3 separate regions of the Mus musculus genome follow, and all the other regions are linked to region 2. Evidence: chromatin loops called from intact Hi-C (ENCODE). Cell type or tissue: left cerebral cortex. All regions are shown on one strand. Region 1 holds the start of Tent2 (terminal nucleotidyltransferase 2). Region 2 has its middle 19 kb from the start of Gm41019. Region 3 overlaps Tent2 (terminal nucleotidyltransferase 2).

Region 1 (2,500 bases), 210 kb before region 2:
GAGCCATAATTATAGCCATATTTCAGTACTTTTTCAGTGCTGGGTATTGAACCCAGAGACTCATACATGATAGGCTGACATTTTTGTTTGTTTGTTTTAGGTTTTTCGAGATAAGGTTTCTCTGTGTAGCCCTGGCTGTCCTGGAACTCACTCTGTAGCCCAGGCTGGCCTTGAACTCAGAAATCCGCCTGCCTCTGCCTCCCAAGTGCTGGGATTAAAGGCGTGCACCACCACACCTGTCTTGGCCCTAGCCTTCTTATATGCCCTTTTTATGCCCGAAAAGACAAGCAAGACAGGAAACCAGAGCCATGTTGAAGATCAACTTAACTGACATTTATAAAATACTCTACACAATAACTGAACATACTTTATTACCAAAGCACAATTAACATTTACCACATCAGATGATACTCGGAAGCACGTGACAAGTTTTTTAAAAAATTATTTAAATGATTCAAATATAATTTATAAAGACTTTGCAAGTCAAGTGAAACGAAAACTCTTTATCGAAATAAGTGGGATTCAGTTAAGTTATTATTCATATAGTAAGTTATCAAACGACTCTAAGTATTATCACAGAAATGACCTCAGTTTGTGAATTAAGGTAGAAAAATTAAAAATTGAATAACTATTGAGTTCGAGGCCAGCCTGGTCTACAAAGTGAGTTCCAGGACAGCCAGGGCTATACAGAGAAACCCTGTCCCGACAAAACAAAAACAAAACAAAAACAAAAAAACAACCAAACTAAAAACAATGGGGGAAAAAAACCCAGAATAAATAACAAGAAAACCAAAAAGCAGTAAACAAATCATTACTTTCGGGATTGGGAACGGTCAGATTCTACGGGGACAAAACAGGGCTATTGTTTACAGATATTCATCAATAAATCAAGCAGTTTAGACAGTTTCACCAGATACTAAAGTTCTCTCAATGAGAAACAATGGTGGGTATTTGTTAGACAAGTGAGTGCGAGCTAGGGCAGGGTAATGTGTGGGTGGTTTTGGGGGCCTTAGAGGCATGATTTTGTCTCCAAGAAACTGTTTTTGTTTGTTTGTTGTTGAGGAGAACATCACCCACGATTTCATACTGATCTTTCCAGCAATGGGAAGGTTGGTTTTGGATATCTCCTGGAAGGCCCTCCATGGACAGAACAGGCCTCCTGGAAATGGCCAGCGGCACGTAACTTAGGAGGCGGCGCCAGCGGAGCGGGGTGGCCTACTGCCCTGCGGAAGGGCCGGGCTGTACCTTCCCTCGCCACCATCTCAGCAGCCGCCGCAGACTCCCTGGCTGGACCAGGGTGGGGCTGTGCGCCTGCGCAGCTCAGCAAACGCGCTCTCCAGTGTCGGCTGCCGGAAGTCTGACCTTTCGCTCCCGCTGATGATTCCTTTCCGGGGTCACGTTGATCTTCCGGGTCCTGTGACAGGGTTGTCTACGCCGCCTTTTCGGCGACTTTTTAGTCTTCCGCCTTTTTTTTTTTTTCCTCCCCCACCCCCCTTTCTTTTTGTTGTCGCCACCCCCAGCCTTCCACGGCCGCGCGGGCCTGGCCTTAGGCTCGTGACTCTCCGCCGCCCTGCCCGCCCGAGCTGGGCCTCGCTGCGCCGGGCCGCTGGCTGCTCCTACCTCTGCCTGCTCGGGCGGCAGCTCCGGCCTGGGAGCGTGTTGGCGGGCAGTGCCGCTGGGCCCCGCTCGGCCCTTCGGCGTGGACGCCGGTGAGTTTCAGGGCTTCGGTGGGGATGCACGAGTGCAGGCCCCGGTCCCCGGCCGGGCGCGTGAAACTTGGCTGAGACTGGCGCTGTGTTTTGCGCGGGAGAGCCTGGCGCTCCCCCGGAGCTCCCTGGATTAGGGGCGTTCCCAGGCCGCCGGACTTTGGGAAGAATGTTGGCCTTTCTCTGATCTGTCTTCTCGCTAGTTCTCATGTCGCCTCCCGCCCTCTCCTCACTCCCTAGACCGAAAGAGTAAGACTGTCTTGATACTCCCTCTTGGAGTTCCAAAAGGCAGTGGAGACCCAAGGTAAATGTCTAAATTAACGAACTCTTGTGGAAGGCATTTATCTCTGAGACAATTAAACAGCATGGAGTCATCTCAGTCAGGTCAGGACTGGCTGATGGTCGAATTCACTTTTCCTAGTCATATTTGTGGTTGGGCTCTCCTTTCTTTAACTGCTTAAGAACACAAGGGGCAATGTGTTTCCTGGTATCTGTGATTTAAGTTTCTTGTTTTGCCCTATTTGAGCGTTGTTTAAAGTAATTAGTTTGTTGATAAGAGGAAGAGGAAAAATTGTGCAGGTCAAACAGGATTGGAAATTTAACGTGTTTAGCGTATGGTTTTTGTGAAGTCACACTACCATCATAGTACATAGTTTAGTACTATAGGGCTTTGCTGTGTTAACAGCTATTAACACGGTTAATCTGTACTGATTAGTAACCTGTAATAGAAACACTGGTTGGTGTGAATTGCCCCAATTGTATGTGTTCGAGAAATACACAGACTCTGTGAAACT
Region 2 (2,500 bases):
GGGCTGCCCACAGGAGGAAGTGGGGCCGAAGCACAGGCAAGGTGAGGCCACTGGAGAGAGCAAGGCAGGCAGTTCAAGGAGAAATTAGATGTAGTCACCAGTGCACATGATCTGGAGAGGCTGGAGATGAAGTGAATGTCTGTGGACTCTAGACAGGGTGTCTGACTCATCTGTTCTCTGAAAGGTCAGAAATATGGGAGGGAGACAGATGGCTAGTGGATGCGAGGGTGAGTGGGAGTTTCAGAGACAGAGGCCAGGGGCTGTTGTCTATAGAAGTCTTTAGGGAAGGAAAGAACAACTTGCTGGGCCCAGATTCTGCCTGCTAGTTAACTGGATGAGGCGGCGTGCCCCACGCTGGGAGGACCGACATCAAGACTCTTCGCGTTTCTGTCCTCAAGGTCCCAAAAGAAGCTTGCAGCATAAATGCAAAGAGGGAAAGGGAAGAAAGAGTTCCTGACTCCCAGACTTTAGAGAGGGACAGGCAACGGTGAGGAGCTGACACTGTCATAAGCATCACGGAGGGGATGCCGGGAATGCCGGCGTCAGTCCAAGATCCAGAGAGGTTTTCCAGGGAAGGGGGTGCCGGAGTTCAGCTCTTTTAGGAAGCATTATGAAGAGATGAGGGGACAGGAAAGAGCCACACAGTTTCTTACTGGGCTCACCAGTGGGTCCCAGGGCCTCACACAGGAGCTTCTGAAAATGTTCACAGGCACCGCACAATTAGGCATCACTGGAGGTCACTGTAGCCCCAGGCTTGCTATGGTGTGGGAGAGAAATGGATGGAGTCAGCGGCAGAAACAAGGCAGGTGAAGAGAGACCCAAGAAAAGACAAAGAGAGTAGGTGGCTGCACAAGCAGATTCGAGGAAAAGGTGGGAGTTTGGGGACGCCCCCACTTTCCAGGGCACACCTATTGCAGAGCCCATTTCTACCCTTCCAGCCTAGAATGCCTCCCCACATCACCCGAGCCTGTTGCAGCCAGCAGAAACAGGCAAGGTAACAAAACGCAACACAAGCAGATAAGAACCTGGGGAAAAACAGTCACTTCTGAAATACCACAGCTTTTCTTTCAGAGACAGGCGATTAAAAATAAGGCGGAAAAGAATACCCCAAACCACGGACAGTGAGCGTCCAAAGTGGCAAAGTCTGTGTATAACACTGCCCTCTGCTGGCCATAGCTGGACCTGCAGCTGAATGGCAGAGGCACCTGGTGAATTGGGCTTTGAGTCACCTGTCCTGCTCTTAAGAAAGAACTGATTCCGCAGCTTTGGCTTGTAAAGTTTCTAGTTGACTGTTCTAATAAGGTTTCTAAAAACCTTAAGGGAATCGATGAGGGTTTGTTTGTTTTGCATTTTGATGTACGTGTAATGGTCACAGTCGCTTAGAGATGGGCTATAACCATAGAACAGTCTCCTAGAATTAACTAACTTTCAAATAATGTCTGATAATTCCATGAAGGTAACAGTAATGAACGACATGAATAGCATGTGTATTCATTGGCATCCTCTGTACATTACATTAAATTTTATATGTGTGTGCAGGTGACATATGAGGGGGGAAAGAGAGAGAGAGAGAGAGAGAGAGAGAGAGAGAGAGAGAGAGAGAGAGAGAGAATGAATATCATTCCACAGGCACAGTCCACCTTTCTACCTTTCTAATACTTTTTAAGACAGGTTCTCTTACTCACTGGCCTGGAGCTTGACAATTAAGCTTTGAGGACTGGCCAACCAGCCCCAGGGGCCCACTTGTTTTTATGTCCCCAGCTCTTAGATTATGGGTACCAAGTCCACCCTGTGGAGGGGAGAGCAGAGATTCCGATGGCCAGCTGCCCATCTCCACTATCTCTCCAGTATAAGATGGTTCACTGCTCTCTGGATCAGCTATCCCAAGGGCCTGTCAGCATTGAGTCCTCTGTGAGATTCTTTTGTTGCTGATGAAGAACTTCTGTTTCCTCCGTCTTATTTAAACCACAGGGTGATCAATGTCACGGGGCGCACAGAGCCCTGACCCGTGTCTCACGATGTGTTGACACATGAGAGTTTCTTTCACTCTATCTTGTAGTTGGTTGTGACAGGCTTGTCCTTCCAGAGGTTGCAGGAAGTCCTCTTTGCTTCCCCGTATTCTTTCATCCGGGTCTTTATTAATAAGGGGCTGTCATCACTAATATCACCAAATTTTCACTTTGGGTCAGCTTAAAATAGCTCAAGTTTTCTTTTTATTGTGAAATAGTCCTACAGAAAGGAAAGTGACACAGAGAGATAGACACAAGATTTAACATAGCAGCATTTTCAAAATGCCTTTACATTATGGATTTCCAAATGAACCCCACGATGTTTGGAGATTATGCCTTGGTTTGCTGAAAGGAACATTTCTATAATGAATTGAATTTTATGAAATTTCTTTGAACAAAGAAAACAAGAAGGATTTACAAATTAGGCAGCTCTTGGAAACAAAGAAGGTTTTTTGGTGTGTGTGTGTGGGTTTTAAATTTTTATTTTTAAC
Region 3 (2,500 bases), 200 kb before region 2:
TTCAAAATGTAGAGTAAGTATGGTGTTCTATTGTACCATGTCATTAAGTTGTTTTCTCTTTGATATAAAGTTTTGTGTTCAGTATTTAGAAATAGAGAAATTATTATTATTATTATTTATTTTTAAAAGATTTATTTATTTTATGTATGTGAGACACTGTTACTCTCTTCAGACACAGAAGAGGGCATTGGATCCCTATTACAGATGGTTGTGGTTGCTGGGAATTGAACTCCCGAACTCTGGAAGAGCAGTCAGTGTTCTTAACCACTGAGCCATCTCTCCAGCCCTGAAAAAATATTATTAAACCTTGGGGTTTTTGTTTGTGTTGGTTTTTGACTAGTAAAGTATTTAGTTTGTGTGGGATTTTTGGTTCTAAGGAAAAAATATTCATGTTACTATTGTTCTTTGCTTTTGGTAGCTTGTCTAGAGCTGTGTCCTTACAGCCCCTGACATATGGAACTGTCAGTCCAATACAGACCTCAACATCTCCATTATTTCGAGGAAGGAAGTAAGTATTTCTCGAGTGTTTTAGAAGAAATGTTATAGTCCTAAGAAATGTGTAGCAGTTTTATAAAATTATGGACAGTGTAGCCTATTCGTTTGTACAAAAGCTGAAGGATGGAGACATGGATGGTATAGCTGGAATTTGAAATGTAGCTTTCTGCTTCTAGAACCAAGTTTCTATGAACAAGTTTATATGATGAACATTCCAAGTTTTCTGGATTGTCATTGGAAAAGTTATATACTGGTTCTAAGACTATTGACTTCATTAGTTTTATTTGTGTATTTTTTGAAATTGCCTTAGTAGCCATGAGTAAAGATAAGTTCCATTAGTTCATAGTTAAAGATTTTTTAAAATTAATATTTTAATTGGAGATACTCAGTGTGTATGCTGTAATTACTTTCAGTATTAAAAATAACAAATGAACACTTATGTGTTTAGCCCTGAATACTTTTACTTATGAGTAGGAGTTCAGTTATTTTGTGAGTCTGCAAAGATAGAAGAGTTGGAAGACTCCCAGAGGAGCGGTGTAATAATAAATCCTTTAGATGGTGCTGGCCCAAAGGCTTTTAGAGCTAGAAAGGAATTGAACCATTTTCTGTGACATAAGATATTTTATGTGAACGAACGTCTTAGTAAATACTCCCTTGTCAGCTTACTTGCCTCCCTCTTTTCTGGTCCTGAGGTTTGAACCCAGGGCTTTGCAAAAGCTTGGCAAGCTTTCTCTTCTGATTTAATTATTTTTGTTTGTTTGTTTTGTTTTTTTTTTGAAAAATTTGGAATTTGTGGGGATATGTAAAAGCTTGTCTAATGGACCTCTGTGTGGCCTTCCCTACAGTCATTGGCTGCAGACCTCAGCTGTTTGTTTTCTCTTCCACTCTCACAGTTCCCCTGAGTTACAGGGAAGGAAACTGTTGGCATTGCTTTATGCTAAAACATGTCAGCCTTTTCCTTATAAAAATACATGGAACCTATGTAACCAGAGTACTTTAATTATGCCCAAGACATTTATGTTAACACACATTATCTGAAGTACAGCTTTTTTCCAAGTATTTCCTGCAGTCCTTTACCTTTTATAGCCTTTATAAAAATGTCCATTTTCCCCCCACCAATGAGCCAGAACATAGGTCTGTTCAAAGGCCCTTAAAAATATATGTGTGTGTGTATCACTATATATTACTCAATTTACTTACCTATTGTTAGTTATTTTTAATTCTTAGCAATTGTATAATGCATAAATAGCCATTTTTCTATAGTGTGTTCAATGTGGTGACTCATTTTGGTAGTTCAAGTGCATATCATTAATTATCTTTATTTTTGTCAGGCATTGGAAGGCATTTCTTGTGCTGAAAGTAAATAGTAAAAGTCCACTAGGGAGTTTACAATGCTGCCTTTTCCAAAGAGTTACTGCGTTGTTATTATCTGTTTCCATGTTTTATGCATCTCTGGTCAGGAAGCTGTGACTTTAGTCACTAAGGTATATTTGCTTGTTTTCAGGAGAATAAGCGATGAAAAAGCTTTTCCTCTTGATGGTAAACGGCAGCGTTTCCATTCACCCCACCAAGAGCCAACTATAATCAACCAGCTAGTGCCTTTATCAGGTGACAGAAGATATTCCATGCCACCGTTGTTTCACACGCACTATATACCAGATATAGTCAGATGTGTTCCACCTCTTCGAGAAATTCCACTGTTAGAACCTCGAGAAATCACACTGCCTGAGGCCAAAGATAAGGTAATTTTAATACAGTTGTTTGTTTTGCCTCTTGAAGTTTCATATAAAGAATGTATTTAAAAGGATCAGGAGTACCTAATTTTCTACATTTATTTTCTTTCTAAATATCACTGATTTTCCTGTCATGAGTATACCTGTCAGGATCAGATTTTTTTTTTTTAAACTTACAAAATTTGGGATTAGAACCTAAAACATTTGATTTGTTAGTCTCTTGCATCCTGTTTTTTGAATGAATGAATGAATGAATGACTTGGTAGTGGTGG

The links. Hi-C counts contacts between places; a loop is a spot of excess contacts. Peaks named below come from ENCODE experiments on the same cell type or tissue, not always from the same donor. Only the 100,000 strongest peaks of a DNase experiment are listed, where the experiment ranks them.
Region 1: it touches region 2 in a loop (2.6-fold over the local background); 3 of 42 quality-filtered maps call a loop at or near these places.
Region 3: a loop joins it to region 2, with 7 times the contacts of the local background. A loop is called at or near these places in 3 of 42 quality-filtered maps.

Annotation. Positions count from the first base shown.
Region 1 is chr13:93,191,303-93,193,802 of GRCm38, reverse strand. It overlaps Tent2 (terminal nucleotidyltransferase 2), which reads left to right and starts at 1,386. Exons shown (of 15, transcript NM_133905.3): 1 at 1,386-1,709. In left cerebral cortex, a CTCF peak has its summit at 1,290; DNase peaks (open chromatin) are centred at 1,340 and 1,767; H3K4me3 peaks cover 1,716 bases; H3K27ac peaks cover 1,269 bases.
Region 2 is chr13:92,985,569-92,988,068 of GRCm38, reverse strand. No RefSeq gene overlaps it. Among named protein-coding and RNA genes, the nearest start is that of Gm41019, 19 kb to the left of the region's middle. In left cerebral cortex, a CTCF peak has its summit at 1,173 (motif pointing left); DNase peaks (open chromatin) are centred at 220 and 1,124; H3K4me3 peaks cover 272 bases; H3K27ac peaks cover 1,816 bases.
Region 3 is chr13:93,183,816-93,186,315 of GRCm38, reverse strand. Tent2 (terminal nucleotidyltransferase 2) reads left to right here. Exons shown (of 15, transcript NM_133905.3): 2 at 1-13; 3 at 419-508; 4 at 2,000-2,237. Among named protein-coding and RNA genes, the nearest start is that of Tent2, 7.4 kb to the left of the region's middle. In left cerebral cortex, no CTCF peak of the experiment used is centred here; a DNase peak (open chromatin) is centred at 1,038.